4 separate regions of the Mus musculus genome follow, and all the other regions are linked to region 4. A link is a loop called in an ENCODE intact Hi-C map of the cell type or tissue named here. Cell type or tissue: left cerebral cortex. All regions are shown on one strand.

Region 1 (8,000 bases), 170 kb after region 4:
TGTGTTTCTCTATGTGTATAAGTGTTTTGCCTAATTATGTGTATACAAACCACATTCGTGCCTGGTGCCTGCAGAGGTCAGAAGAGGGTGTCTGGTTACCTGGTATTATGGTTACGACCCCCCATGTGGGTACTGGGAACTGAACCTGGGTCCTCTGCAAGAACAGCCAGTGCTCTTAACAACTGAGCCAACTCTCCAGCCAAAAACATGCATCACTCAGGTTGGGAACTCAGATGTTTTTAAATCCTCAGAAGGTGACACATCAAGGCTGAGAGCCAGTGCCTCAGGCCTATCACTGACAGATATTAACCAACCTTCTCACCTGGGCATGGTGGTACCATACCCCATAAGAGTTCATTGTTATTTTGTTTTTGTTGGGTTTTCTTTTTGGGTTGGGTTGGGTTGAGTTGGGTTTTGGAGACAGCATTTCTCGTTGTAGTCCTCTATTACCTGATATTCAAGACCAGGCTGGTCTTGAACTCACAGAGATCCACCTGCCTCTGCCTCTCGAGTGCTGTGAATAAAGGTGTGTGCTCCACCACCGCCTGGCTGAGTTATCATTTCCTAAGATATTCTTATAACAAGGTCAGGGTGTAGCTCAGTTGGTAGAGTTTCCCTAACCTGCTCAGAGTTCAACCCCAGCATAGCATAAACCAGGTGTGGCAGCTCAAGCCGGAACCACAGAACTTTGGAAGTGGAGGAAGAAAGATCATGGACGTTATCATTGGTTACACTGATGTGTTTACGACCGGCCAAAATAAATTGTACAAAAAAAAGAAACATTTCTTATCTGGTGTTTACATACAGGGAGCAAGCAGTTAGCTATCATTTATGTTACTTTTAGGAGACATGGAATAGAGAGCAGATCAGACCTAGATGCAGGTGTGACATGCATGAGCAGGGCATTCAGAGTGGAGCCTGGGAGGCAGGCAAGGCTGAGTGAGGATGCTGGGCAGGACCCGTATCTGTCAGGAAGTTCCTCATCCTCTGTCACCTCCATAACTCTGCATGTGGCCTCAGTGTAAAAGTGTCAGCCAGTGGGGGTGGGGGTGCGGTGGGGTGGTGTAGATGCTATAACTCTCAGCTCTGCCAACTGTCTGGAAACTAGAGACATCTCTTATCTGGTGAGAGGATAAGAAGTAAGTGGGGGTGGAGTTGGGGGTGGGGTGGAGAGTAAACAGGACAGGTGTTACAGTTTCTCTAGCACTCTTCAGAAAGTTGGACTAAACTCCTCTCAGTTTCTGTGTGATGAGGTCAAGGCATGAGGAAGATAGAGAATAAACTTCATTGCGTGGCAAGATCTTCACAGGTAACAGTAACCAAACAGGCTTGCTGGTCTTTGCTACCCACACGGCTGTTTATTACCCCTGGAACAGGTCACTTGCTCTCACCCTTTGTTCCAAAAGAGCCTTATGCTGCTAGAGTAGAAGCTGTTTACCAAGGTTGCTTTACCATCCTTTGTTATTCCAAAAGATGTGGGATGCTCTCTGACCAATGCTCAGACTGGGCAGGAGGGGTGTGTGTGTGTGTATGTGTGTGTGTGTGTGTGTGTTTGTCCTAAAGTGGTAGGTTTCCCAAGTAGTCAGGAACTGGACAGATTCTTAGCATTGACCTAAAATAAAGCAGAGTGAAGAACCGTGTTGGCTCCTTCAGGTGGTCGGTCTGCCCGTCTGTCCTGATCACAAGTCAGGCCTGCTTGCATTTGAAACATAAGACATAGAGGACAGGAGGCTGCACTCTTTTTTTTTTTTTTTTTTTTTTTTAGATTCTTCTCCTGTTGTATTTTGCTCAAGATATTTTCCCCAAAATTAGTTGAGAATCATGATGTTGAGACCTCAAAAACAGGGTGACTGACCATAGAGGGGCAGGGAGAAAAGAGCTGTAACTTGCTCCTAGGGACTGGAGAAAATTTTAAAAATAAATAAAAAGAAAAAGGAAGGTTGGAGTCCATCAGTGCTAGTCATCCTCTCCTCCCCTTCACCCTCATCATCTTCACCTTCATCCTCAACTCCTTCATCGATATCTTCCAACCCTTCCTCTCATCATCATCACCTGCCTCTCCTTCTTCATCATCCCTATTAGGAACCAAATAGTCCTGCAAGGGATTTGGCCAAATGTCATCTTTGATGACCTCTGCTAGCTCGTCAGCACCTGCGTCAGGATGGTCAGTAAACCAGGTAAAGCAGCTCTCTGGCTCTTCGTGCTGCCTCTTCCTGCTGGCCTTACGCTGCATTCGACTTGAGCGCTTTGTCAAATCCTTTCCAGATTGCCATTTGATTTCGGTGGACTTTGAAGACGGACAAAGTCATTCAGATGAAATTCTTTGGAGAGAACCTTGTTTTCAGAGTAAGGATTTTCATCAAAATAAAAATCTATTCTGTAACCTGATTTAATGTCTTCAAATTCTGTCACTTCAACTCTGGTCAAATAATGCAGAGCCTCCTCGTCCTCCTCCTCGTCCTCCTCCTCGTCCTCCTCCTCGTCCTCCTCCTCGTCCTCCTCCTCGTCCTCCTCCTCGTCCTCCTCCCCAAGCGGTGCAGACACTTGTGGATGGTTGACGAATGTTGTTACCAAAAATTTGAGATTTTGGAGATCCATTCTGACCTCTTCTGAAAAAATGGTTGGCGGAGTTTGTTATATTTTTGTTCTACTTTCAACATTCCCTCGCTGGCTTGTTCATTAAGTCTGTCTATTTTATTTTGTACTTCATCAATACGTTCAGTTGCTTCTTGCTGTTCCTTTTCTCCTTTTGGCAGGCCGGGAGAGGCCGACTTGTCCTTCAGCTTCGGGGCAGCAGCCAGTATGGGTTTCTTGGGCTGAGGCAGGATCGCAGATTACTGCTTCAGGGCCATGGAGTGAGGGAGGTGGCCGGGAGGCAGAGGCCAGTCCCCCCCACCCCCACCCCACCCCCACCCCCACCCCACCCCCACCCCCGATGTTCACAGCAGGAAGAAACTCGCAGCACCCTTAATTCTGAGACTAACATCCTATTGACTTGTCAGGGTGGAGAGTTGGAGACTAGCGTAATCTTCAACAAGTACAAATAAATGCTGCTGTCGGCATTCCTACCGAGCCACAGTCATTTATTTCAAACCCAGTTGTGAGAGTGTGGCAGTAAGAACGATTTCAGCCATTTTCAGGGTACCTTTCTCTTGGGGTCGTATTAAGATTCTGGGGTCACAGTTAGGCAGCTCTGCCCAACCCGGGCAATGGAACTATATAATGGGTCACCACCATCCAGTGTCCTGCCAAGGTCAGGGAGACTCTTCAGGCCGGGCCCACTACCAGCTGCCCTGTGTCCACTCATTGACAGTCGTGTGCTATTTGTCAAGTTTCGAGCCCATGAGGTCGGATTGTTATGGTAACCCCTACCTGTTGCCGTCATCAAACTATATTTTCAGTGGCTTGAGAAATAATTCGTGTTCCTTGCTCATGCACAAACCCAGAGCAGGTCTTCCTAATTGTTGTCTTTCTGTGGTCCAGGTGCCTTTTAATCTTGTGACTCCTTCCTGGAGTCTCGAAATGCTTTATGCTCAGAAAGAGAAGCCTCTTGCTAGGCTCCCTGCCTAGGAAATGCCTTGGTTTGCTTCTCCCCTACCCTATTGGCAAGAACTACTCACGTGGTGCCCCAGGTTTGAGGAATTCTGGGAAATGTAGTTCCTGGCCGGGCCACTCTATAAACTGGAAAAGGAACCCCAGGAAATGTGGCTTTGTGTTTCAGTTTGCAATCTTTGCCACACCCTCGATGACTCAATTCTAGCTAGCAACCACAATTCCTGGTTCACTGGAAAACAGAGCCATTGAGACATCCTGTTATCTTTTCCCTGCCAAATCTGTCAAGCTGTGAGCCCACACTCTTTCTTCTCTCTTGCTAGTGCAATGGAATGTTACAGGCTCCTTCTTAATCCTCTGTTTTGATTGAAGATGTCAAAACTAAGCTTAGCGCTAAGCAAGCTAAGGAGCCCCTAAGAAGGATGCTAGACTGCTCTGCTGGGGAGCCCCTCTGGCCAGCACCCAGGGATCAGAGTTGTCTAAAAGTTGTGTGTGCACGAACGGGCATGGGTGTGTGTGTGCAGTTCCCTCCCCTCGTGTGTAGGCTGAGCCTCTTGATTTGCCTCTACTGAATGGAATACCCCAAATGTCATGGCTGGGTTATAAGAAGATTGGGCTGTGGTTGGTTCTGTAGCTCGGTAGTATTTTCCCAGCATGCACAAGTCCATACTCATCTCATAAAATAAATAAGGAATAAAAATTTTAAAGGCTGTGTTCCACTGAGCCCATCCGTTCCTTGCTCACTGTGAAGTCAGCCACCCCACCAAGAATTGCCCCATGGAGACACTCAATGGTGAGGAATTGACATCACCTCTACCCACCCATCAGTAGGGGCCACCAATGACAGCCACAGAGTGAGCTTGGGAGTAGATTCTCTTCAGGAGGATTTCTAGATGACCGCAGTCCACAAGACAACTTGACATTAGTTTTGGGAGGGAGTCTGGGACAGAAGCAGAGGCTAAAAGTACATGAATTACTTTTCTGTAATTCTGGTCCCAGGTTATCTCGTGCCTTCTTCTGGCCTCCCAGACCATTACACATAGGTGCTACACAGAAATGTATGCAGGCAAAACATCCACATACATAAAATAATAAACACTTTTTAAATAAAAAATAATAAATAATTCAAGGCCAGGCTCAGCTTGGCAGGGAATTCCAGGACAACCTGGGCTACATGAGATCTTGTCTCAAAGAGCAGGGGTGGGGTGGGGGTAGAGCTTATCTTCAAAACCAGTTATATTTTGAAATATTAGGAGTTTGGATTTGAATATGTGAGATGGGGTGAGGTATAATTCATTTCATAATCACACAAAACTAAGACTGTAAGCAACAGCCTAGGATAAAGCGGGGGACTAGCAGAAGAGAACTTGGTAAAACTCTGAGAGGGTGGGGCATAGTCAATGAAGCATTTGCCACTCAAGCAAAAGGACCTGAATTCCCCAGGACATTGTTGTTGTTTTTTGTTTGTTTGTTTGTTTCAAGCTGGAGCGGTGACACACATGTGGCTGAAAGACCAAGGAACCACGTCTGCCCATAGCCCTCATGCAAGGAGGACTCTGGTAGAAGTGGCTAGTGGCAATCTGAAACACTCCCTTGTCAGCACATCAGCAGGCCAAGGAAGCTTTCAGGGAATGCTCTGAGGGCCTGCACTGTAGGAGAATGGCGCTGCTTTCAAACAGCCCCATTTCCAACAGGCAAGAGTGCCTGAGAGTGCCTCCTTTCTACCAGGGGCCAGAGGGGTTAGGTAGTGTGTCTGCCAAGCAAGCCAGAACCATAGGATTCAAGCAAGGCCTTTTCTGCCCACCTATCACCCATCATCACCTTCTCCCTGCACATAGAAGCAGAGTGTGGTATAAGACAGAGAGGTGCGAGGGGAAAGGTAAGACAGGACTCGGATTGCCTGTGTCCAGGCAGGCCCTCATAGAGACAGGAAGAGTTTTTTGTTTTTTTATTTTATTTTATTTTATTTTTTTCGAGACAGGGTTTCTCTGTGTAGTCCTGGCTGTCCTGGAACTCACTCTGTAGACCAGGCTGGCCTCGAACTCAGAAATCCGCCTGCCTCTGCCTCCCAAGTGCTGGGATTAAAAGGGTGCGCCAGCACGGCCCGGCGAGTTTTTTTGTTTGTTTTGTTTTTTGATTTTTTTTAAATGAACCACCACCATTCCTGGCTCGATATGAAGACACACGGAATATTTTAGTTTTTGAAGACGAGATAAACCGAATGCATCGAGCAGTGAACGGAAAGATCTGAGAGATCCAAGGAAAATGGGGACATTTTTGATTCCGATAAAGCATTGCCAAAGGGGTAAAGGAGCTGTCATAGCGCAGGCAGTGGCTCCGCCACTAGGGGGCACCACTGTGCGGGAACGCAGAGGGCTTCCGAGAGCAGGAAGCCATGCTAATTGTCAAGAAGTAAGCCAGTGACTGCATTTCTTTTTTTTTTTTTTTTTTTTTAGATTTATTTATTTATTTATTATATGTAAGTACACTGTAGCTGTCTTCAGACACTCCAGAAGAGGGGGTCAGATCTCGTTACGGGTGGTTGTGAGCCACCATGTGGTTGCTGGGATTTGAACTCTGGACCTTTGGAGGAGCAGTCGGGTGCTCCTACCCACTGAGCCATCTCACCAGCCCCCGTGACTGCATTTCTATTTCTTAATTTAGACCTTAAAGCATGTGACAAATACAATAAAAAAGAGACTGTCAAGTGGAGTTAGAAAAGGCCGCAGGTTTTTGTTTTGTTTTGTCAAATGCCTCCTAGAGAATAGCGGGCCCATTATTAGAGGAGTATTTTAATGCAGAGTAATGCAGAACAGACTATAACAGAGGCGCCATTTCTCACCTTTGCGGTGGGAGTTCTGCTTTGATTTTTTTGGTTTTTTGGTTCACCCTACCTGGAAATGGGTGCAAACCCTGCTATCTGGAGAGGCAATGCTGTCTGCATGGTTTGCTTTCCTTCTTGAATGTTTCTTGTGTTGTTTTTGACGCTGTGGGGGATGGAGCAAAGAGAGACCTGGGAGCTCTCAGCCTCTCTGGCTTTATTTAGAATTTAAAGGAGGGCTCCATCACCCCCTAGCGGTGAGCCCAGGTCTCCTTCGGGCCAGGCACCACGCTGGCGAACGGGAGGTGTGCTGCAACACCCGGGGACAGACAGCAGGCAGGTTATCTGCACCCCAACCTCTGGTTCAAGAAAGAACCCAGGAGGCCTTGGTTAGGGAAGGAGGTCACTGTGCAAGAGAGGGATGGGTCCCGTTGAGAGCAGAAGGAATATTGTCCCCAGCTATCTAAATCCTTCCACAGGCCACCCCCTACATACTTCTCATGGAAACGGCTACAACAACTGTAGTTAGTGTATTTTGCTTGGTTGCTTTTGTTTTGTTCTTTGTAGTCCAAGTAAGCTAGGAACTCCCAGTGATTCTCCTGCCTCAGCCTCCAGAGTATTCATATTAGATGTGTGAGCCACCATGCTTATTTTGAAGGCCACCATGAAATGGAATTTGTTACAGTGACAGAAACAATCTGTGTCTTAGGGTCTTACTGCTGTGAAGAGACACCATGACCAAGGCAACTCTTCCAAAGAAAAATGTGTTTGGGGCTGGTTTACAGTTTCAGAGATTTAGTTCCTTATCGTCTTGGTGGGCAGCACGGCAGCGTCCAGGCAGGTATGATGCTTGGGAAGAGCCGAGAGTTCTACATCTTGATCCACAGGTATCAAAAGGGCATTGTGGCCCACACTGGATGTAGCTTGAGTATATATGACCTCAAAGCCTGCCTCCACAGAGACACACTTCTGCCAACAAGGCCACACCTCCTAACAGTACCCCTCGTTTATTGTCAAGCATTCAGACACGTCAATCAGGACCATTCCTATGAAGCCACCCCAGTCTGTGCCATCCAACGTAGTTGCCGTATGCGGTGACCATAAACCTCTCCCAGCTCTGGAGACTTTCCAGTGCCTACTTTTTGCTATTGTTGACTACTGCAGCTAAGTGACGGCACGTAAGACACTGAGACATGAGGATCATAAGTTCAAGGCCAGCTAAGTTTACAAGGTGAGCCAGAGGTCAATCTTGGCTACATAGGAAGACCTTATCTTGGAAGAAAAGAAGAACAGAAAGAAGGAAGGAAGGAAGGAAGAAATTTGTTTTTATTTAATTGTCTCTTTCTTATTTAGAAGTGCATGTGTATCTGTTGTTTGCAGCACCGAGCGGTACAATTCTAGAAAGACACTGAATGGGAGGCCTTTGTAACTCTGGCATGGCACATGGGAAAGGCTACTGCCTTAGATAAGATGCAAATCAGTACTGTGTATAATTTTATCTTGTAGGTAGGCATCAAACCACACCTAATCAGATACACACTCATTATCCGTCCTCCAGTAAGCCTTCTCTTCTCACCTTTTTATTATGTCCACTGAGAGTTTTGAGGTCATGCCTGGAGAGCTAAGA
Region 2 (8,000 bases), 120 kb after region 4:
TCCACATCCATCTTTGGTATACTGAGGCGAGCATTAGGCTTAAATAGAGGAGGGACCGGAGCGAGCAGTGGGCGAGAGCTGTGCAGAACTGAGCAGTTCTGTCAAGGTCAGCTCTCAGTGGCCATTCCTCAGCTCTGCTTCAGCAAAGTGGGCAAAGCACTGAAGTGGTTCTCAACCTGTGGGTCGTGACCCCTGTGCAGGTCACGTGACCTTTACACAGGGTTAACTAAGACTATTGGAAAATGCAGATATTTACATTACTATATATATATATATATATATATATATATATTTTTTTTTTTTTTTTTTTTTTTTTTTTTGGTTTTTTCGAGACAGGGTTTCTCTGTGTAGCTCTGGCTGTCCTGGAACTCACTTTGTAGACCAGGCTGGCCTCGAACTCAGAGATCCGCCTGCCTCTGCCTCCCAAGTGCTGGGATTAAAGGCGCGCACCTCCACACCTGGCAGTTGAGAACTTTTCAAAGGTGTTTTATAAGCAATCTAGCTCTCAGAGGATGACTCCTCCTGGGCTGGAGAGATGGCTCACAACCATCTGAAATTAGTCGCCTTCCTTTGGCCTCTGTGGGCACTGCATGCAAATGGTGCACAGACAAACATTCATACACAAAATATAATAAAATATTTTTAAAATGCCTCCCCCAAAAGAAACAAACAAACAAAAACTCTAGAGCTGGTTTATTACAGAAAAGAGGGGCAGCAGGTTAGGTCTCTCTCCCAGGCCCATTTACCTACAAGGTTTCCTGGAAAGGGAGAAGACTTTCACTATCATGGGCCACATGCCACTTTGCTCAGAATGTGCCTGCCCTTGTGTTAGAAGTCCCTCTGTGTGGAGACCTCATCATGCTAGTGGGTTCAAAGGAAAGCATGCTAACACTCAGGATTGGATCTGGGATTTTGGTCTTTGTCTAGGTTAAGATTTCATTGCTGTGAAGAGACACCATGACCATGGCAGCTCTTATAAAGGACGACATTTAACTGGGGCTGACTTACAGGTTCAGAGGTTTAATTTAGTTCATGATCATCATGACAGAAAACACGGCAGCATGCCAGAAGACATAGTGCTAGAGAAGCAGCTGAGAGTTCTGCATCTTGATCTGAAGGCGTAGCTTGAGCATAGGAGACTTCAAAGCCCACCCCCACAGTGACTTACTTCTTCCAACAAGGCCACACTCACTTTAATAAGGCCACAACTTCTAAGAGTCCCTATGAGCCAAGCATTCAAACACATGAGTCTATGGGGGCATACTTATTCAAGCCACCACAATGGTAACCGGTGAGTCTATGCAAGAGGCTGCTGCAGCTGGCCCCATGAGCTGCATCTCCCAGTCCCAACTCTGTGTCCACACAGCCTTCCGTCTTCATCGGCAGCTTCCTTCTCTTCACAAACTTTCCCCTCTTTAATTTTATTTTTTAAGAAGGTTATTTTTATTTTATGTGTATGTTTGCTGTATGTTTGCAAGCATGTGTGTGCCTGGTGCCCAGGAAGACCAGAAGTCAGCAGATCCCCTGGAACTGTAGTTACAGGTCGTTGTGAGCTACCACGTGGGCTCTGGGAACTGAATCTGGGTCCTTGGTAAAAGTAGCGAGTGCTCTTAAGTACGTTTATTTTATTTTTTAAGATGTATTTATTTTATTTATATGAATACACTGTAGCTGTCTTCAGACACACCGGAAGAAGGCATTGGATCTCATTGCAGATGGTTGTGAGCCACCATATGGTTGCTGGGAATTGAACTCAGGACCTCTGTGAGAGCAGTCAGCGCTCTTAACCACTGAGCCATCTCCAGCCCTCCTTACTTTTATTTTTAAAATTACATTTATGCATATGTGTATGTATTTTGTGTGTATATGTTTGTATGTATGTAATATATATGTATGTGTATGTGTATGTGTATGTGTATGTGTATGTGTATGTATATGTATATGTATATGTAGGCATCCACATGCCCTAGCAGGCTTGGACTGGTCAGAGAACAACTTTCAGGAATTGGTTCTCCTTCTACCATGTGGACTCTGGGAACTGAGCTCAGATTGTGGCTTGATGGCAGGCACCTTTACCAGTTGAGTTGACTCCAATTTTCCCTCTTTAAAAAGGACACCAAACAGAATGGGTGACAGTCCCTTTGGATGGTCTTATAACTAGATTTGCCTGTATCAGAGACCCTGCTTACGAATAGATCACATTTGGAATTTCACCGGTATGAATTTCAACATATCTTTTGTGGGAGCACAATTTAACCCAGAGAGATAGCATTGAGCTACCATCTAAGTCTGAGTGGCCTTGAAGTGGTGCTGCCTCAGCCGAGCCAAAGGACCCTCTGGGGTGTGGTGAGACTTATATTTTGCTTTTGTTTTTTGTTTATTTGTTTGTTTGTTTATTTTTCAACTTGACAGAAGCTAGAATTATCTGGGTAGAAAAACTTCAATTCAGAAATGTCAGGGCTAGAGAGACAGCTCAGTAGTTAAGAACACTAACTGCTCTTTCAGAGAACCCAGGTTCAATTCCCAGCACCCACATGGCAGCTCACAACTGTTTGTAACTTCAGTTCTAGGTCACCTGACATTTTCACAGAGAATGCACATGAAAAATAAAGGGGGAGGTTCCATTATAATGCTTATAGACAAGTCTGTGGAGGATTTTCTTGATTGCTAACTGATAGGAAAGGGCACCCTCCTGGGGTAGTACCAGAACCGAGGTGATGGCCCTGCTGTGCTATTAGGAAGTGGGTTGAGCAAACCACAAGGAGCAAGCAGGTACCCAGTTCTCCCTCCTCCAGGATCCTGCCTACCTTCAGTGATGGAGTGTGCCTTGAGATGTAAAAGCAGAAATTCGCCCTTTCCTCCGCAAATTAGTTTGGTCATGGTGTATTATGACAGTAATTGAAACCCTGACTAGGACGCGGGGTTTGCATCGTTTCAGTCCCTGCACTTAGCTGCAGGAGAACCCAGGAAACAGCTGCTGTAGTAGTGTGAATTTGTTAGCTAATAAGGGAAGCAGGTGCCCTTAGGAGCTTGCAAGCCTCCACTTCACAGTGTAGGAAGCGTCCCGCCCTCTGAAAGGCAGTTCACTGTACCTTCGTTATTTCTTTTTCAGCTGAAACTCTTTGGAGGAACTTATAATGAGCTAGTCAACATTACTAAGATACTCTGACTCATATCGTTTTAGTCTGGTTAGAGTAAAGTTGGCTCATTATAATACCGAATTACACATATCTAAAATACGTGTCTTCCCCCACCCTCCGCCCCTGTACTTTCCTTTTGACCTATGACCTCAAAATGAGCATGCTCAAAGATGTACGCCTGAAACTGCGCATGCCCAGAACTGTGCCCCTCGTGCCTATGCATGCTCTTTTACGTTACTCTGAATGGACCCTTCAAGCTTCTCCTCTTCAGTGAGAGCAGCGTTTGGGAAAATAGCCCCGTTTCAGTCCTTACTGGCTGTAGATGAGACATCTCTCTCCTCTTTCCTGTTCTGGCATGTGGTGTTTGTAATCCCTGAGGTGGGCCCCAGACATAGCAGACACATTGTAGGACACTTGTTACTGTTTGCTTCACAGAGCGGAAACAGGCCTAATGGCCTGGTGAGGTCAGCAGACAAAGATTAGATCCCCCGAGGACTCCAACGGTTCTGAAAGGTGGGACTTGTCTGCGTCACTGCCACCCCTGTTGGTCCTCCCTGTCCTGTAGCTAGGTAAGAACCAGCCAATCAGTGGTTGGGTATGGTGACAGTCCAGTCTCCGTGGGTCACGTGGCTCACTCAGCCTTAACTATCGTCATCACAGGAAAACAGGAGTGAAATGTTTCTCCCCCTGGTCAGACTGTTACAGTCCTTGGGTTTTGTGATGAATACCATGGTCAATTGAGGAATGATCTGGAAACCACACTAGGGAGCCCTGTGTCAAAGATGGCAATCGCCTGCCCCCCAGCCCTACACATTAGGACCCCAGTCTAGGCATGGGCTCCAGCTTTCTCAGTTAACTCCCAGACAATGTTTAATAGATTTTAGTATTTCCACTCTGTTTCCATTTAAAAGAGCTGAAGCCCATGGCTATCAAGGAAGTGATGGTAAAGTCCCTGCTGCAAGACACTACAGTCTCCCAGCACGCGCAGACACACAGAGGGGAGAGGGGAGGGGGGGGAGAGAGAGAGAGAGAGAGAGAGAGAGAGAGAGAGAGAGAGAGAGAGAGAGAGAGAGAGAGAGAGAGAGAGAGAGAGACCCTCACTCACTCAGCAGCGCTTAAGCTCAAAATAGTGCAATGGCCTTCACCTTGAGAGAGCGCCCCTTTGCTCTCCAGGAACCTTGCCTCTCCCGAGTGGTACCACAGGTTTGGCTCATTGCTCACTGACCATCAAAGCAACCAACAAAGGTCCTCCTCTGCTTCCCTTTGTTTACCCCCGCCTCTGCCTCCGGTACTCCGCCTCCGCCACACTGCAGGCTTACCCAGCACCTTTTATTTTTAGGACCTCAAAATGTTCAGAACAAGACATTTTTTTTTCTTATTGTCTTGTGTTCATGACTTGGAAAATGGAAATCACAGACTATTATGAGCATAATGACTCCAGTGATTATGCAACAAAGAGCTCAAGATAAAGTACCGGAGGAGAGGCTCCTCCTGGCTCCGGCCGTGGGGGAGGGATCTGGCTGCCAACAAGAATAAACCCAGCTGTACTTCAGCTTCCAAAGCCACTGACCAAGCTCCTACAGGGGACTTGCTGGTCAACTGCTTCTTCCTAGCAGGGACCCGAGTGACAGGCAGGGAGCCATGGACTGTCTGGACTTGAGGTTCATCCATGGTAGCCATTTCATCAGTTATTTTAAAAGCATTGCAAATCAGAAGAGCAGTTCGGCACGTTCTCTGTCATTATTTTTTTCTACCAGAGACATATTAATATGGATGTGGCTAGCAGGCTCCAAGCTTTGAATTGCTCTCATTAAATCACAGCTGGCTGGGAACTCGCGGCAGTCCTGCGCCTTTATTTCTTAAGCCGATTTTATAATGAAATTAAAATGGACTCCTCCTGACATCCCTTCCCTGGAAGCCAGCAGCTTAGCCCTCTGGGGGAGTGGGTTCTGATGACGTTCTATTCTCAAAAGAAATGCATATGCGATTTTAGTAATTAAAACATTTAATTTGGTGATTACCTTCACAAAAAGAAACTGCTGGAATTGTCTCGGTAGGGGAATGTTCCATCCAGCTGTTACAGCTGGGGGGCTCTTCCCTTTATGAGAACAGCCCACCTGCTTGGGATGATGTCCTGGGGCCACTCACCACATCCGGGGTTTTCTGAGAGGAAGTATGTCTAACCAGATAGCCCCAACACTATTATTTTCCTCTGCTGACATGCATAGTTGGTTTCTGAGACATAGTATCTATTTTTTACCAAGAGGTAAGGAAAAAGCTGATTCATTGTACCTCCAAGGGAATCCCTTCTGGGAGGATCATACCCAGAAGGAGGATAGACATTGCATAGAACCGCTTTTGCACTTAAATAAAACTAGTGCCCTGAGGTAAATTCACCCAGGAAGCTTGTTAGATGAAGGGATACTTAGACCCCACCCTAATACCCGCTGAGCCTGCAAGAGCCTGGCTTGGGGATGGCGGCGGGGTGGGTGGGGGGAGAGAGAGATGGGGGATAGAGAGAGGGGGTGAGGGGGAGCGCGGGGGGGAGGGGCGGGCGGGGAGCTGGCAGATACTCGGAACTCTGGCTACTTAACAAGCTCCCTTATCGATTCATTTGTTCCCTGTAGTTCGGGGGCCACAGACACGGGAGGCATCTACAGATCAGCAGTTAGGGTGTCACCCTGAGTCACTTAGGGAATGGTGGTGTTTCACCTTTGATTAGGGGCAGCTGAGCTTATCTACCTGGAAGACTGCTTTGTTTGGAAATGACAAAGTAGAAAATGAGGTGCAATTAAGCTTTTCACAAAGCAGCTAATCATCTCATCCCTTCCAGTACCACAGAGCCAGCCTTCCTGTCCCTGGATAGTTAGGAAAGTCAGTAAGACTCCATATTGTGTGGGCTGGAGGGAGGGCGTGCAAAAGCCCCGACATTTTGTAGCCAGCCCCAGAGTAGAGCAGACCCCTCGGGTCTCTTAGTCTCACCCCCTGCTGTGTTCAGACTCTTAGAAACTACAGAGAAAGAGTCTGTCACGTTTGCTGGTGGTTCTTTTTTTATTCTATTTTTAAATCTTTTTTCCCCTTCAGTAGATTCCAAATGCCAGCTCAAGGGAGACCTGGGCTGGGCTGAGCCTATCAGCCTCCCGGGAGCCAATTAAAAATATGGATACCTGCACTATTGTTAAATGGCTTGGAAGCTGCACTCTGAAATCTGGTGCCAGGCTTGGCACTTGGGAACTGCTGTGAGCTGAGAGTACTTGTTAGGTCATGGTGTTATTAGAAATAATTTCACAGAGAAATGTTGTGAAGCAAAAGGAGACTTCCATGTCAGCAGGCGGGACCTGACCCCGGTGAGGTCAACCAGCTGTACCCATAGGATATCCTTACCAATGAGAGCTCAAAGATTCGCTCTAAGGAGAGGCCGTGCAACACCTGTCCTCTATTTAGCACTGGCAACTTCTTGATCCTAATTTCATAGGCTGCTATCTCTTATATTTGGGGGCAGGGTGGATGGAGTCTCACCTGAGCAGAAGCTGTAATTCAGGCTAGCCTCGAACTCATAATAATCCCCATGCTTCTAAATTACAGATGTCCACCACCAGGTCCAGCTCCATTGGAAAAGATTTTTAAAGCAGATTTCTTTTTTCTTTTTTTATTCTCCTAAGCAGAGAGAACGTAGGTCTATTAAGGAGAAGTGAGAAAGAGCTTTAGAGAGTAGGAGAGGTGCCTACTCTTACAGAGATGTTTTTGTGTTTGGTTAGGTGAATACTCAGGTGTGCAATCAGAGAGGAAAAGAAACAGCCCAGGTTTGTACTGGTTTTGGTTTCTTTGGGATGGATACTCCTTGTGTGGTAGATTTCCTCTCTTCTTCTTCCTTCCCTCCTGTCCCTTTTCTTTCTTTCTTCTCTGTCTTCTTCCTTTGTGTGAGTGTTGAGGCCTCCAGCTCTCTAAACAGTCCCCACCAGCCCCACCTTGACAGGTTCATGACCACAGTTTGAGGTGGCATTGTTTGACTCTGGTGCCTCTGCTCCCTCACAACTCTGGATAGTTCCATACTCCCAGAAGATCATCCTGCAGACAGTCATCTGTGTGTCACTGTGGTACCATGGGCTGAGCGCTCCCAAACCCTCTCTCTAGGTTTGCTGTGAGGAGAGCTCTGCCCCAGGGGCACTGTTATGGCCAACTCCTTAGCAAGCAGGGTATGCAGAAGGAGCAGGAGCTAAGAGCTTATGGCAGTGAAGGTAGACATGAGGACACACACCTATGAGCCCTGCACTTGTGATGCAGAAGGAGGAGGGTTGCTTCCGAGGTCCAAGGCAACCCAGGCTCTGTAGTGAGAGCAGCCTGACAAGAGCCACATAGAAGGCTTGGATGAGAACAAACAACAGAACTGAAAGAGGGAGAAAGGGTGTTTGTGAATTCTGCCCCTGGTAACGCAGCGAAGATGGAGTTCAGAGAAAAGGAAATGGAGATGCTGCCTGCTGCCTCAGAATGCAGGGAGCTGAGTGCTGAGCCAGCTGCAGCCAGAAAGAAAGGGGGGGCGGACACAACAAGACACAGCTAGATACCACAGGGAGAAAGAGTGCGCACACAACACGGCTAGAGTGTGGTAACACTTACCCCTTGAGGTAGAGTGGAGTGGAATATATCCAATTAATCATTCAAATTTGTTCCTGAGGAACCAGGATGCTCAGATACAAATTTCAAAAACTTAAAACTGCTCTAGGATGTGAAACCTGTGATAGATATGAAATTAACACATATTTGCCTAAGTAGATTACAGTGTGATAGGTAAATAATAGAAATGAAAGCAAGGGTTGCTGGGAAATAGCTCATTTGCATGAGTGAAGAAATGGGAGCAGC
Region 3 (8,000 bases), 65 kb before region 4:
TGTGAATCATTCATTTATTTTGATGTATTACCAATCAAGAGGCAGTCTAGCCTTTTAAAAGTACAGAAATAAATTATGTCAAGAGTAAGTTCTAAAAAAACCAAACTCTGTAAGCCAATTTTTCAACTAATCCAGTTGTAGTGTTTACCATACTACATTCACAAGTTTTTAAACATTTTACAAAATGTTCAGCTTTTTCCTTTCACAACCTTGCCTTTTTATTAAACACCGAATAAAACAAAAGAGCTCTTACCAGGATCCATTGAAGGAGGGTCAGGAACCCAGCTAGGGGGAGCTATGGGGGGTGAAACTGGATCCTGGTGGTCACTGGATGAAGCTCCAGCCTCATGTCTACCCAAACCAGCTGCTCTCAATGAACGTCTCATCATTTCTCGTAATCTCAAACTAGAAGGACATGGACAAAATCGGAACTCATTACCGTGGCTCACCTAACAAGAGGCATGTATATAGAAGCTCTCATCTGAGAAGGTCAAGACTGGTCTATAAGCAAACACTCCAGGCATGGGAATGAAGGGCAAATGCCAAGTCTATAATAGCTCACAGAATGAGTCAGTAGAGGACAGAGATGAAGCTAGGGAGTCTAGCATCCAGTGCATTACAGTAGCTCCCTAAAGACTTAAGCAAAGGAAACAAAAGTCTCAGTGAAGAAGAATTAGAAATAGTCTTTTGTGCATTTAGGATAAATGAACAGCTAGACATTAGAAGAGTGTTTCAGTCCTATTTCCTAAAAATTAAGTTTAGTAACGAATATCAATAAAACTACTGATTAGTACAAAATGAAATTAGTCTACTAAATCCCTTTTCTGTAACTCAAAAGCAATTAAACTAATATCCACATGAGCAATTTTAAAACCAAGAACATTAAGTGTTTTAATACCCAGAAGTCCCCCAAAACCAAAAACAACAAAACAAAACCAAAAGCCTCAATAGCATAATTCACATCTTCAAGAAATTAAACTAAAAGTGTTACTACCTGGGGCTTGATTTGGTTATTTTTCCTTCTGTTATGTAAAAAGAACACTGTATAGCTGGTTTACACCACTAAAACGATTACTCACGACTTCATTGTGGGACCTGGTGCCTTCCTACACAAAAACCTGTATTGTACATGAATAAAAGCTTCCAACAGCCATGCAGTCACGCTTAGGAATAATAGAAATTAAAAGAGCCAAATCCCTTCATTGAGCCACACTTTTTAAAGCTTCTAAATAAAAACTCAATTGTCAGGGTAAGATAACACATAGGGACTTCTGTTTTCCATGCAGCCATAATCCCAAAGACATGACTTCTAGTGTGAGATCTGACACTTTGAGATGAGAACATAAATGACCCTAAGTGATTGTTAGTGTTTGAGTCTCCAACTGTAAGAACTATTTAATCTCTGAGTAAATGTTTTTCCACATCAACCTAGTATTGCTTTTGTGAGATAGAAAGGGCATGTCCAATTCTTTTATAAGATGCTACTTCCAGAATTTCAGATTGTAGAAGCTTATTTGTGCTATACTTTTTTGAATAAACACTGAAAGACCCCACAAAGTAAATTTTAATGTCTCAAATAATATATTACTTATTATAATATTCACTCCTATAAATATATATTAAACAATCCCCCCCTCACCAATTTAGAAATTTAATTTAATTAAAAGTTTTTGATTAAAAGTTTTTGTAAGACAGAAGAGAACAGAGTGCCATGACTATTTCAGTCAACGTCACTTCTCAAAGTCATCACTCCAGAGAAAAAAAAGCCGCTTTCTTTCTTCCCCCTGACAGAATCCCCCAGTGACTGTACACTGTGAAGATGGGGAAAATGCAGTAAGAACCTGAGAATAGACGTGGGCCTGGGGCTTCAAGGAGCATGCTCATTCCAAGTACACAGTGAGATGCCTACTGGGTAGGAAATATACAGGAAGTGACTGTAAAGGCAAGTCAGGCGTGAGGTAACACAGGCAGTGGCAAACTAGAGGTATATATACATGGTCATCTAAAGGCATTCAGATCTTAAAAAAATTAACACTACATAGGCCAAAGAAAACACGTGTGGGGTATTCTCCAACTGCTAGCTTAGAGTACATTAAAAAGGAAGGAAGGAAACTGAGAGCACAGTCTCATCTTGAACTTGCAAACTCCCAGCTTTGTTGTTGTGATGTAGTCAATTCAATATTAATGAGGGGGTCATTCTTTGTCATGTTTTTAAATTGTCCTTAACCTTTTTCTTCATTAGGTCTTGGGAACATTTAAGTATATTGCCCAGCTCCTCATACAGATTCTTAAAAAATAAAAAAACAAAAAGAAAAAGAAAATTCATCTTCAAGACGCTGTACACAATTCATGGATTCACCTGGATCCTCAGCCACTGAGGACAGCACTGAGGCGAGGCCACCTTGGCTGCCAAGATTCAGGGTTTTGACATTTCTTCACAAAGGCTTGCCCGGAGTCATCGTGTTTTCTGACAATATGGAAGAATTCAAGGATGGTGTAATTTCCTCTTTGTAAGCACGTTATGTCCATGCTACAGAAGCCTTAGAATCCAGTCATGTTCAAATATACCACTGTGACAAAAAAGTGAAGGTCATGTGTCTTCCAGATTAACAATCGCTAGAGTATACACACCTGCAATCAGATGCATCAACCAAGCTTTCCACTAAATCTGCCCTTTGAACTCAGGAGCTATTGAGTCACATGATAGCATCATCAGAAGTCATTACAGTATTCCTTTCCACAGTGAAACTGCATCAGCTCTGAGCTCACAGCTCAGGAATCCCAGCCTGCATACTCATCAGGGGCATCGCCTAGAAAATCCATTGTAGGCTAGTGGAGGGTCTCACGTCAGTGAAGCAGTCTGTGCACTTCCTACTGCCCGGCGAGGATGAATAGCCTCCTGTGCTGCCATCGGTTCAGCCGGCAGCCCTGAGTTTGCACTGGGTAAGAGCACTGCAGTGGAATCTTCGGCAAATCCCTCAAAGGAGCTTACTCTGCAAACTTATCTCTGTGAGCAACTCTTCGCCCACGCTTGAAGCTCCTTTTAGTCTTTGCCTTCAAAATAATCCTTATATGAAAAAAGATGGCAGTATTGGCACTGAACCAACCATACCAGAGTCCAAAGTGATTGACACCTGCAATTTCCCTGAGGAAGTGAAATACCTGAAATAATTCAGACTAATTTCTTCATGAAGAATTTAAGTTGTTTTCCATTTTGAAGTCAACACTTTGCTTAATGCATTTCTAAATAAATAAGCTGATAATAATTTCCATTCTGTGTAGTATACATAAAGTTTCTGTACTATTTAAAATTATAATTTGATCATCCACAGGATTTTTTTAAGTGTTCCTTTTGGATCTTTTTGAGCTCAGGAACCTATCAACCTGGTAGCCTTCCTAATGCCAATTTAAGAAGAAAAAAAAAAAAACCAACAGCACTTTGAAAGGGGAAGATGAGGTTCAGCAGAAAGGAGGCAAATAGAACTTGATCTGAAGCAGCTTGCCACCTGTCACAGGACCACCCAGGCATCAGTGCTTCACCAACCACTTGTCAATAACCAACAACTCTGACTTAAATATCACAAATAAATTTGTTTTTCCTACAGAAAACTACTGAACTCTTTATTTATCACGTAGCCAAGTACCTAACAATTTTAAATAAGTTATTAAATAGCTTATATAAAGGACCATCCATCCAACAGCTCAGAAAACATAGAAAATTTTAAAATCAAGCATTCAAAATACACACCAGCCTTTCATTTCTTCCCCGGCCATTAAGACATCTGAGGAATGGACCTAAAGAAAACAACTACCTAGGAAGAATGGTAATTTCAGAAAAGATGAAGTCTGAGCTGTGTTTTCAAATGATCCTGCTTATCAAGTGTGAGAGATCCTAGTGTTCAGAGCTGAACTCTAATTAGTCAGGCATTGTCCCAGTGTTATTGGAAGGAGCCAAAAACAAAACAAAAGAGAACCCATCAATTCATGCACATGACAGTAAGACACACACTGCTTTCTGTACTTGGACTTTTTTCCTCCAATTAAAGTTTCCTTGTAAAAATCATATTACCTTCGACTATTTGATGATCCAGCCCGATTACCTGGGCCGTTACTTGAAACAACTGATATTGCATTTGCAATGGCCTCCACAGCAGAAAGCCTTTCAGCAAATGTATTTCTTTCTGAGCGCTCAGCTTCTGAAACATAAGAAAGAAATTTAGATTTAACCTTTGGAAACAACTGACAGTACACATACTGGCCAGGAAATACTAAGTCGTGTGTGCTAGCGCTTCAAGTAACAAAGTAACCATGCTCTTAACATCATCAAGGATGTGAGAGACTAAACCAGGTCGTTCACTCAGTTTCTTTACTCTGCCTTATTTCAACAACATTTAAACATAAACTTTAGTGGACTTAAATTTTTTTTATTAAGTAACTTTTACTATTAAGTAAAAATAAAAAGATTCAATCATTAGTATATCAGTCTCAGTTTATAAGCTACTTATAAACAAACCCTAGTGATTTTGATGACATTAAAAATGAAACCCACAGTCGCATTTCAAAATGCAGTGTCCACAGTAGCATCAGCAGAATTCAAAATAATTACCAAGTTGTACTTTAGGGTCTTCCTTCATTTAACTAATAAAAAAATCCATGGCAAAAACAACAATAACAAGAAACCCCACATACTCTTATTTTCCAGTAACATTTTTTAGCCTTCTAAATTCCAAGCAACAGAACAAAAACTTGATCTAGGAGGCTTAAAATACCACATTCCTACTGTAAATTCATTGGGGATTACAGGTGGGAAGTGGCCGGATAGACAGGCAGCTCACAGCTATTAAGAGCACTTTCCATATCACAGGACAGTGGTAGCACAAGCCTTTAATCCCATTACTCAGGAGGCAAAGGCAGGTGAATATTTATGGGTTCAAGACCAGCCTTGAGTCTCAAGAGCCACAAAGAGAAACCTGGCCTCAAAACAAACAAAAACCAAAAACCGAGCACTCACTGCTCACGTTCAACTACAGCTCCCTCCGAGGAGATCCAAAGCTCCTGGCCTCCCTAGAACTGGCACACATGTCAGATAGACAGACAGACATGTAGATTAAAAATAAAGGTTTAAGGGGGTGGAGAGATGGCCCAGCAATTAAGAATACACACTACTCTTCCAGGGGACTAAAGTAAGGTTCTCAACACAATGTGGCTCACAGCTGCCTGCTCTAAAGTCCAGCTCCATCCAGGGATCAATCGGGACTTCTCCGACACCTAGCACTCACCAATGTACACATAACCACCCACAGACATACACACGTACATGTAATGTAAAATATGAAGGTTTTTAAAGTTATTTGTACTTATAAAATTAGTGAAGTACATTTAGGATCAACACAGATCAAACTTATTATCTGCTTCCACATCTAACCCTTAGAAATATTTTTACCACATAATAAAAGTCAGACCTTCCAAGACCACATAAAGTAAAAAGGATACAAGTTCTTTCTCTACAAGAGTCTTCTTTTCCTAGAGTTCTTGCAAAGGCTTTGTTATGGTTCCGAATCTTACCCTCTTCTTCTTTAGTTTCCTTATTGCTGGTTGGAAAGCAAACTGATACACAAGCATGTAAAATGTTCCGGTTCCCATCACATCTGTGGCTGATGAACGTCTGTAACATCTGCAGGTTCTGCTCTAAAACCACGGCTTGCTCCAGATTCACGAGATACTGTCGGCAGGCCTCGTAGTCACATCTGAGAATGTGCTGCATTAAGGTTTGCTTCTGTTCTCGGGCAAAAGAGGGCAAACACTTCAATGAAACTAAACACCAAATATGTCAAAAATTACATACATGAGAACTGCCTCATGGCCACTATAATATAATGGTATCTTCAAGGAAATAGAAATTGATCATAAGTGGCCTGGCAAATGAACTCATCTATACTCTGTGAAGAGAGTATGCAAGCGAGAACAAAGTAAAGAACACGAGGGAAATGCCTTCAGTATTCCAAACCACCTCAACCTGTAGCCAGTAGAAAAGCAGTCAACACGCTGAGTAGCTGAACGAGAATGCCTGCATGTGATACACAACCGTGCCTGGTGACGCCCTGGGGTGCACTCCAGCTTTCAAATTACAACTCTAGCAATACTGTCAGCCAATTAAGCAAAGGATGTATATTTTATTCCAGACTGATTTTTCAGCACCTCGTTGTTTTAAGAGTTACATTTCAGGGCCCACGAGAAGGTTCAGGGGTAAAGTACTTGCTACCAAGCCAGACCACCTGAGATCAATCCCCAAAACCCACATGGTGAGGAAAATTAACTCCCACAAGCTGTGATCTGGCTTCCATACATACCTCTATAACCACACCACAATCATGGGTATGCACAATAACAAAGATTTATAAAAAGTTACATTATGTTGGCCTAGTGGGCCATCATTGGGAAGAGAGGCCCCTTGGTCTTGCAAACTTTATATGCTCCAGTACAGGGGAACGCCAGGGCCAAGAAGTGGGAGTGGGTGTGTAGTGGAGCAAGGGGGGAGGGGGACCTAGGGGACTTCTGGGATAGCATTTGAAATGTAAATGAAGAAAATATCTAATAAAAAAATGTGGGAAAAAAGATACATTCTATTGTGATACATGAAATACAAAACTTTTGACTCTCTAGGAATCATGATGGGTGTAAATTCCAAAGTCAATGACAGATCTACAAAAGACATTAACGATGCTGTAAGGTATACATAGAAAATATCATTAGCTGTCTCACAACAAAAAGAAGTAGTTTGATTACTGGAAAGATGGCTCATCAATTAAAAATAGATGATATTTTTGCAAAGAACCCAGAATGAGTTCCCAGAGCCCATAGCCTTCTGTAATTCGTAGTCCCAAGGGATCTGACACTACTCTGGCTTCCTCCGGCACCAACACACATGCTGCACAAACACATGTTTGCAAATATTTATATACATATAAAATCAAATCTTTTGAACAAACAAAAAATAGTATAGAAATGAAAACTAAAATTATGGAACCCTTAATAGATTATAAAGCACTTGTTTTATTCTAAAAAGCAAACTCATTTTTTGTACAAACAGGTATGTATGAAAATACAAAGGCACGAAGAAAAGGGCACTGAACCTTGCCAGAAACCTGCCTAAATAAAGTCTCCCTTGCCTAGACTTATGGGGAAGAAGGGGCCCTAGAGGGCTCACTGTCCAAACGGGACAGTAAATCTTAAAGGATCTGGCACATGTGAGAAAGCCGTTTTCACTCTGGGCAAACTGAGGCGAAAGACAAACCCTTTGCAGAAACCAAAAACCCAGTATGTGGGCAGCACGTGGTTTCCTTTCCTTCTGTGTACACAGCATACTCCTCATGGTACATGGGTAACACTTGTGTTTCCTTGCTTTGTGTACCAGGATATACAGCACACTAGTCACTTGGCTGGCACCAAACTCTACAGAAAGCTCATAACCATCCTCTGACCTAACCCCGACTGGCACTGTCAGTGTCATGCTTAGCTATGCTGCAAGACTCACCCTATAGCAAAGGGCACAGGGGATTAAAAAAAAATCCGCAGCTCTACCCATGTCACATTTAAATCACTCAACTTGGTTGTCTCTCTCAGTCTTCAGATTTCTGATTTTCTTGTTTATTTCCCATTGCCCTTGTAGATATATGATAAACATCCTCAAGGTCACATGTCTAAAAGCAAAGAACCTATGCTAACTCTACCTCCTAAACTTCTTTAGATGCTCCAAAAATAGCAGCTTCATTCTTGCAAACCTTTGGCTGTCAAGATAGCCCAGCAGAGAGAAGTGTTCTGTTGTGGAATCCTGACAACTCTGGCTCCATCCCCAGAACCCAAGTAAAAAGAGAAACAACTCTACAAAGCTGCGTGCTGACCTCTAAATGTGTACCTTGGCATACATGTACACATGTGCAAGCTTATACACATGTACACACACACACACGCACACGCACAGATAGAGATAATTTTGAATG
Region 4 (8,000 bases):
AGCACTAGGGAGAGGTTAAGAAAGTCAATTCTCAGACCAAGAAAAAAAAAAGGTGTTGGGCATAAGCTGTCAAACTCCAGAATACCAAAGTCTGCTGACTGAATACACTTCCAATAATTTTGCTCTTTAAAGGTGAAATCAACTCACCACAAAGAAAGTACATGCCACATATACATATGGACTGTATAAAATCTTGTTGGGGTCCTGGTGCCCAGGTTCAGCAAGCGTATGATCTCCTAATGACCTCAGTTTGTTCCCTGGAACCCACAGCAGAAATGGAGAACAGAGTCCTGTGAGCCTCCACACACATCCTGTGGCGCTCACTCTTACACACACATCATAAGCATTTAAAAATATTTTTTGGTGAACCAGATAAGATGGTTCACTGGGTAAAGATCCTTGCCTGACAAGATTCCCAGAACCCAAACTGTAAGGGCAGGTGTTCCTCTGACCTCACTCCACCACTGTGCTGTGTGGCGCACTCACATACACACATATTTTTAAATGGCTTTGAAAATGTTAAATAGAACTGGTTTGTTATATATTACACAGAATATGTAATTAGCAAATAAATTTCTAGCAATGAGTAAAAACACTGCACTTCTGGGACAGGTGTGCGTGCTAAGGCTGAGGTGCCTGTAGTCCAACCAAACCAAGTGGGAAAGGGTCCAGGCGGCGGTACCCCACCCACCGTGCATGTTTCAACTGTAGCTCACAGTCCATCTCTGGTTCCATTCTGTAAATCCCTTCAGCTCACTGTGAGGAGAATGACCTACAACTTCTCACTTCTCAGGCGTTCTCCAAGGCGGTACTTCCAGATTTCCCTTTAGTCCTTGGGCTTCAACAGGAACTAACACAAATTCACTGGGAGGCTGGGGAATGGCTCTGTAGGTAAAGTACTACCTACGAACCATGGGGGTCCAAATTCCATTTCCAGAAGCAACATTTAAATAAAAATGGACTCTTCTGCCACAAACCAACTACCTCAGGCCATGAACTCTACAGCTAAGCATCACAGTAACAGGTCTCCGGTCTTACCTAATGCACTTCCCTAGTTTTACTTATCTACCACCTTAACAATCATATTTTAAGTGAAAGTCACTTGTCTTTTCCCTTACTTCATAAAACACTCGTGCCAGGGGCCTAAAAAGATGGCGCAGCAGTTAACAACACTTGCTGCTTTTGCTGAGGTTGTGGGTCCATTTCATCACCCGTATCCAGCAGCTCACAGTATTCAATCTCCAATCCGGGGATCTGACACCCTATTCTGACCTCCTCCTACACCAGCTGCACACATGGTACTGATGGATACATGCAGGCACTCACATATACACATAAAATAAAAACAAACTAAGGACTCAGCCCAAGCGTTGCTGCACACGTCCATAATCCCAGCAACCAGGAGGCTAAGGCAAGAAGATTGTCAATCAACCCAGCCTGGGCAACAGAGACACTGTCTGCCCGTCTACTTATCTAGATAGACAGACACAGATACACACACACAAAGTGTGCACTCCGACAACAAAGTCACAAGCAAGTACCTAAATATTCTTAATACAGTACATGGGCTTTAGGAAAAGCTGAGACTCGGAAAATAACAGATTTTTAAAAAGATCCTGTGTGTAAATTTCTCAAACACCTGAAGTTTAAAAACAAAAAAACACTAAGTGAGGCAGTGGTGGGGCCCGCCTTTGATCCCAGCACTTGGGAGGCAGAGGCAGGCGGATTTCTGTGCTCGAGGCCAGCCTGGTCTACAGAGTGAGTTCCAGGGCAGCCAGGACTACAGAGAAACCCTGTCTCAAAAAACAAAAACAAAAAACTAAGAAGTGATTCAAAAGGTCCAACACACACAGGAGATATAGGACAGTTAGTAAAGTATCTGTCTGGAAGCAGGAAGCCCTGGATTCTATTCCCCAGGTAAACTGGGTGTGGTGGCTCAGGCCTGTAATCACTGAACTGGGGAGGTAGAGGCAGTAGGGTAGGAAGTGCAAGGTCATTATCCTACAGATACGTAGTGAATTCTAGGCCAGCCAGGATTCTGCCTACATAAGTAAATAATAAATAGAAGATTGGTAGCACAAAGACTAAGATCTTGGCATGCACTCTCAATAAATACACTAAAATTCTTGGTACATAAAGTTAGGACCACCACAAAAAGCATGCCCTACTTCTCTGGTGCAAATTTCAAAGTTACAAGCAAAATGACTCAAACATGACCAACACACTTCTCTAAATGGCAGTAGAGCTTTCCTCCCCACTAATCTGATTCTAAGATTTACACCCCCCCCCCAAGCCTTCTGTTGAAGTTGTAAGCATCTCTAATGAAAGTAAGTCAGAGTAAGGATCCTATAACAAAATGTTTAAATTAAAAAATTGTTAACTATAAGACAACTCCAAGTAGTTGATTTTTTTTTTTTTTTTTTGGTTTTTCGAGACAGGGTTTCTCTGTATAGCCCTGGCTGTCCTGGAGCTCACTTTGTAGACCAGGCTGGCCTCGAACTCAGAAATCCGCCTGCCTCTGCCTCCCGAGTGCTGGGATTAAAGGCGTGCGCCACCACGCCCGGCTCGTAGTTGATCTTTTCAACAGGCATTTTGAGTTTTACAAACATGTATTTAAACAATAGGCTACAGTAAAGATTAGACAAATCCCCACCCCAAGCCAGAAACTAGACTGCCAGCCCAGGATCTAAAAGCTGCCAGACCAAGGTAAAGGTAACACTCACACATTAGAGGCCAAGCTAGGTCTCTTCCTCTCTCCGGGAAGAGCATGACAAACTGGGCGTCACACAACGTAAGTCACCCGGTCACTTAGCAAAAATTACACCTTGAATCTAAACTTGATGGCCTTCCACACGCAAAAGAAATATGGGCCAGCAGCGACGTATGCGGGGAGAAGGAAGCTTAAAACGATCCACTTTCCGACCTGTAAACATTTGGCCCATCATTAGATGTGAGTCCTAGATCTCAAGACATGCTTTAATGGAGGCCTCCCTCAACCTCCGAGTCTGTTTTGCAACAGTACAGGGACTTTTTTTCCTGCTTTATCTTAGGTCCCAGTGAGCATGTGGCCCTGCAACTCAATTCAATATCCTAAAGTGGTAAGACACAGTGGCAGAGCGAAGGGGAAAAAAATCCAAATCAAAACAGCCTTAAGAGATTTTTCAAATATTTTAAATCAAAATTCCTCCTCTGCCCGTAACAAACCCAACCCAGAAATTCACAGCGCGTTAAGCAGCACTGCGAACTGCAAACCGAAGAATTTTCCTTTGACACTCCACTCACGGTTTTCAGCTGTCAAATTACAACTCCAGAAAACACTATCATTAGAATAAAAAAGGAAACAAAAAGGCTCTCACCGCAGGGGCCCAGGAGCAGTTTGGCAGTACCAAGGCGAAGGAAGGAGAGCAAAGGGAATCCAATCCACTTCCCCAACCCCCGCCTGACTTCATTCCCCTCCCGGGGCAGTCAACCTCACTGCAGGGGCTCAAATCTAATAATAATAACAATAATCATGGCGCTCCCTCCCTCCTCCCCCTCCCAACCCGCGGTCTGCCGGGAATCTCTCCCCCACCCCCACCCCGCCTCCCCGGGGAAACCCAGCCCCCGGGACACGACTCGCGGGAGCCCCCGAACCCGCCGCTCCTCTTCCCTCTCTTTTCCACCTCCACCATCCCCCATCCGCATTGTCTGTCTCAATTCAACTTTGACTAATATGGATTCCTCGGGCCTGGGCCGGGAGCCCCCGGCTCCGCCGAGTTCAACGAGGCTCCTCGCGGGAGGGGGAGGGGGCAGCGCGCCGGGCCGTCTACACCGCAGCCGCGTCCACACCGCGCCGGCCCCCGCCCCGCGGCCCGAGGCTCCCAAGTTTGGCCCACACCGGGCCTACAGGGGGCGGTAGGGCCCCCGGCGCGGCCGTGGGGGAGGGGAAAAAGGAGGGAGGTGCCCCTCCCCCGCCCCATTACCTGTCATTGAGCTGGTCCTCGGTGCCCGGCAGCGGGTGGACCACGAAATGGATGGACGTCATGGTACCGCCTGCGCGCCCCGCTCCCGGGAACGAGCCGCTCCCGCTGTCGTCCGGCCCCCCGATCCCCTTCCCGTCCCCGGATCCCACGGCCGCCGCCACCGCCTCCTCCTCCCGGTCCCCAAACGGAGGGCCGCGAGCGCGCAGGGACCGCCGCCTCCCCGCCGAGCGTGTGTCCGCGGCCCGGCGGCCCGGCGCGGCGGGCGGGAGGGCGGATCAACGCGCCGCCCGCTCGGCCGGCCACGGCGCGCACGGACGAGGGCAGCCCGGAGCGCGGCGAGCGGCGGGTGGAGAGGTGCCGGGGCGGACGCGGCGGACGCGGGGAGCGGGGAGGGACAGCAGCCCGCAGCGCGCGTCACTGGCGACGAACCGCCGCCGCCAGCGCCGCCGCCGCCATCTTCACTTCTGCCCCAGTTTCTCCGTCTCGCAGCCTGGGCGCCGATCGGCGGGGGAGGGGCGGAGGGCGGGGCCGCGGGGGCGGGGCTCTGCGCGCGGGGCGGGGCTCCGGGAAACGGGCGGCCGGGCCCCAGCGATTGGGCCGCTTAACGTTGTCGGGCCACGGTGCTGTAAGGTGCTCGCCTATTGGCGCGCTGGGCCGCGAGCCCGGCCCCCCGGGGCGGGGCGGCGTGTTCCAGAGAGCACGTGCTCGGGAAGCCGGGCGAAAGGGCACGCGCGCCGGGTTTCTTTTCCTCCCGGATCCCTAATGGTTGTGCATATGCGAATGGCTTGTTGTTGTTTCTCGTCCTCCAGCCGCATTTATACTTAAGAGAAATGTACCCCGAGGAACCAGAGATGCTCCGCTTCCTACGGCAGGCAGTTACGTAAGAGCCTTATCAAAACCTGATAGTAGGATCTTGGAAGTGACTGTGTAGCAGCTTTCATCAGCACTACCATCGTGCAACGTGGAAATTTCCACTTTTTAGTTATTCGTGTGGTTTTTATATGGGGGTGGTTGTGTGTGTGTATACTTTAATGAAAGATGATATGCATCTGTTGTAGGGAGATTTCTTGTGACCTGGGGTATCAGAACTACAACTTATGAAATTCTTCCTCCTCCGCGTACCCTCACTCCCGAACCGGTACAGTTTCCCTCTTAAAGTTTTCTGTGATCCTTTCGAAATATCGAATTCCGCTGAAAGCATGAAGCCTCTTCTCCAGTCTGTAACAGTCGTTCGTTAAATCGGGTATACAACATTAATGATTGCACAGCAGAGCAGTTTTCTTCTCTTCTTTAGTTTAGGAAGTTCTTTTGAGAATACATGAAAAATTAGATATCAAGATTTACTGGGTACACCATGAGACAGATAAGGAATAATTTTTAGTTGGCCATCAGCTCCAGTTTTCACCTAGATAAACTACAAAGTGTTCAAGGCTGGTCAATGATGCACACCTTTGTCCCAGCACTCAGAAGACAGAGGCAGACAGACATCTTAAGTTGTGGGCCAGCCTGATCTAAGAGTTCCAGGCCAGTTAGAACTACACAGTAAGACCTTGTGTCAGTCAATTAATAGTGAGTTAAGCCACTGAAAGCGCTGCATCCCATGACTACCAACCATCCTGTAATTGCTACTTTGATTTTTTTTTCCCCTCAAGTCCGTGTGATGGACACTGCTGGTTCTAGAGTCAGACAAAGTAGAATTTCAGTCCTGATTCTGCTACTTAACCAAGTGGCCTTAATTATTTACCCAGTTACAGCATTTTGTTATACACTGGGTCTAAATACTGTATGTCAAGCAAAAAGATGTGTCAGGCACACAGCAGTTCATACACATAATGAAAGATTTTTAACATATTGTGTGCACTGCTTTATACTGCCAATGGCTCCAAGTACAGTACACCTCACTCTAAGGCAAAGGATGTCCTGGCTAGCCCGGCAGTGGTGATCCACACCTTTAATCTCAATGCTCCAGGGAGGTAGGCAGAGATCTTTCTGTTCCAAGCCAGCCTGGTCTACACAGTGAGTTCAGGAAAGCTAGGAATACACACAGAGAAACCCTGTCTAGGAGAGGTGGAAAAAAGTCCTTGTTGCATAAGGATTCCAGAGCCCAAACACCTTAGTGCTGAGGCTCAGACAAAAAGCAGTTGTGACTCTGAGTCCGTTCACAATATAATAGCTCCCATCTAGTAGTTAATAATTTAGAAGTATGTAAAACCAATCCAAAAAGATAGGCATGATAAACGCAACGAGAGTGCAGTTAAAAGAGGGAATGGTTCCAGCCAAGAGAACTAAGAAAAGTCATAGGCAGAGAGAGCCTCAAGGATGCTCTGAGCATGTCGGCTTCAGATGCTCTTGACCAGGGCTCACACCGGGCCCCTCCGCTTTGCCATGTTTTTTTCTTCCAAACCTCCCTTCTCCACCTTCCTTTCCATTATGTGTCCAGCCTCATTTATCCACTCCTAGTTTTTTGTACCTAAAGTTCAGACTCTCTCCTCACTCAAAGCATGTAGTAGTAATCATATATTACATGAAGAAATAAGGTTGGGGGGTGGCAGTGTGGTGGTTTGAATAAAAATGCCCCACCCCGGCCAGGCAGTGGTGGCACACACTTTAATCCCAGCACTTGGGAAGCAGAGGCAGGTGAATTTCTGAGTTTGAGGCCAGCATGGTCTACAGAGTGAGTTAAAGGACAGACAGAGCTATCCAGAGAAACCCTTTTTCGGGGGGGGGGGGTACCCCACCCTTTGTCCTCTTCCTCTTCTTTCTCCTCCTCTTCCTCTTTTTCCTCTTCCTCCTCTTCTCCTTCTCTTCCTAATCCTTCTCCTTTGCCTCACCTCTCCTCTTCCTCTTCCTCCCCACCCTCATGTTCCTGAAGATCAGAATATTGAACTCTTGGCTACTTCTACAGCACCATGTCTATATTTGTGCTTCCATGTTCTCTGCCATGATGATAATGGTCTAAACCTCTGAAACTGTAAGCAATCTTCTGACCAAATGCTGTCTTTTATAAGAGTGGCCTTGGTCATGGTGTCTCTTCACAGAAGAAGAACAGAGACAATGACAGAAGTTGGTACCAGCAATGGGGTATTGCCTGACCATGCTGCTTGTTGGTAGAATGTGGACTTTGGAACTTCGGACTAGAAAAATGGTTGGATGTTTTAACAGGGCATAATGGGCCACTCTAGTAGCAACATGAAAGGCAGTGCTGAGGATGACTTGAACTGTGGGGGCCCAGATCAAGAAGTTTTAGAGAGGAATACTATTAGCATGTGGCCTATAGATCATAATTGTGATATTTTGGTGAAGAATGTTATGCTCTAGTCCATAAAATCTTCCTGAAGCTAAATTGAAGAGTTTTGGACTAGTGAAGTTGGCAGAGAGATTTCAATACTGCCTAGTATTGGCTGTGCTGTTACCACTCTTATGAATGTATGTAATGATAAAGGCTGGACAAGGGGAAATAACAAAATGTGCAGTTTGAGGAGAAAAAGGAGAACCAGGAAGTGCAATAGAGCCTAAGGCCAGGGCTTAAGGGATAAAAGGCTTTAAAGGAAAGCTTGATGCTAAATGGAATGAAGGAATAATGGCCTCATACCCCACCCAAGTAAGATTCCAACTTGTAAAAAGGAATTAAAGGGAACCTTGAGCAGTAAAGGAAACCATCAACAACAGAGAAGCTAATACAAATGTAACTCGGGCCAAGTTCCAGCCCCATCAAGCAGCAGAACTTGGCAGCCTTGTCCATGTGGTTGTGATTTAGAGTTAAGAATACAAGAAAAGGGTTGTGGAATCTCCCTCTGTGGCTAAGGAAAGCCACTGAGGCCAGGTGAGCATCTCTGGTATCCCTACCTAGAGTCCCAGAGAGGCCATTTCAAAGAGTTTCACTCCCTGGTGACTAAGCATCCAAATATACAAGCCCATGGGAGCCGTTTTTATCCAAACCACACCACTGCCATTGCATGAAAGTATGAAGGTAAAACCTGGATTGTGTTAAAGACCCCAAGAGATTGGAGATCCCAGTATCTTGAGATACCTGTCAAG

Evidence for each region. A loop is a pair of places that touch in the nucleus more often than their neighbours do. Peaks named below come from ENCODE experiments on the same cell type or tissue, not always from the same donor. Only the 100,000 strongest peaks of a DNase experiment are listed, where the experiment ranks them.
Region 1: it touches region 4 in a loop (7-fold over the local background); 14 of 42 quality-filtered maps call a loop at or near these places.
Region 2: it touches region 4 in a loop (4-fold over the local background); 7 of 42 quality-filtered maps call a loop at or near these places.
Region 3: a loop joins it to region 4, with 2.2 times the contacts of the local background. A loop is called at or near these places in 5 of 42 quality-filtered maps.

What each region holds. Positions count from the first base shown.
Region 1 is chr15:38,241,397-38,249,396 of GRCm38, forward strand. It overlaps the pseudogene Gm8705. Among named protein-coding and RNA genes, the nearest start is that of Odf1, 26 kb to the left of the region's middle. In left cerebral cortex, CTCF peaks have their summits at 5,903 (motif pointing right) and 6,630; DNase peaks (open chromatin) are centred at 3,692, 4,400, 5,891 and 6,610; H3K4me3 peaks cover 365 bases; H3K27ac peaks cover 741 bases.
Region 2 is chr15:38,194,323-38,202,322 of GRCm38, forward strand. It overlaps Gm35167 (a long non-coding RNA gene), which reads right to left and starts at 5,359. Exons shown (of 3, transcript XR_383954.2): 1 at 5,162-5,359. In left cerebral cortex, no CTCF peak of the experiment used is centred here; DNase peaks (open chromatin) are centred at 3,231, 3,847, 4,577, 4,916 and 4 more places; H3K4me3 peaks cover 1,551 bases; H3K27ac peaks cover 2,212 bases.
Region 3 is chr15:38,009,373-38,017,372 of GRCm38, forward strand. Ubr5 (ubiquitin protein ligase E3 component n-recognin 5) reads right to left here. Exons shown (of 59, transcript NM_001112721.2): 21 at 5,566-5,776; 22 at 4,070-4,196; 23 at 254-405. Gm49085 (a long non-coding RNA gene) reads left to right here. Exons shown (of 2, transcript XR_003951596.1): 2 at 2,243-3,428. Among named protein-coding and RNA genes, the nearest start is that of Gm22353, 45 kb to the right of the region's middle. In left cerebral cortex, no CTCF peak of the experiment used is centred here; DNase peaks (open chromatin) are centred at 3,018 and 5,720.
Region 4 is chr15:38,074,402-38,082,401 of GRCm38, forward strand. Ubr5 (ubiquitin protein ligase E3 component n-recognin 5) reads right to left here and starts at 4,453. Exons shown (of 59, transcript NM_001112721.2): 1 at 3,963-4,453. The coding sequence starts at 4,024. In left cerebral cortex, a CTCF peak has its summit at 3,882 (motif pointing right); DNase peaks (open chromatin) are centred at 2,743, 3,065, 3,348, 3,903 and 1 more place; H3K4me3 peaks cover 2,919 bases; H3K27ac peaks cover 2,094 bases.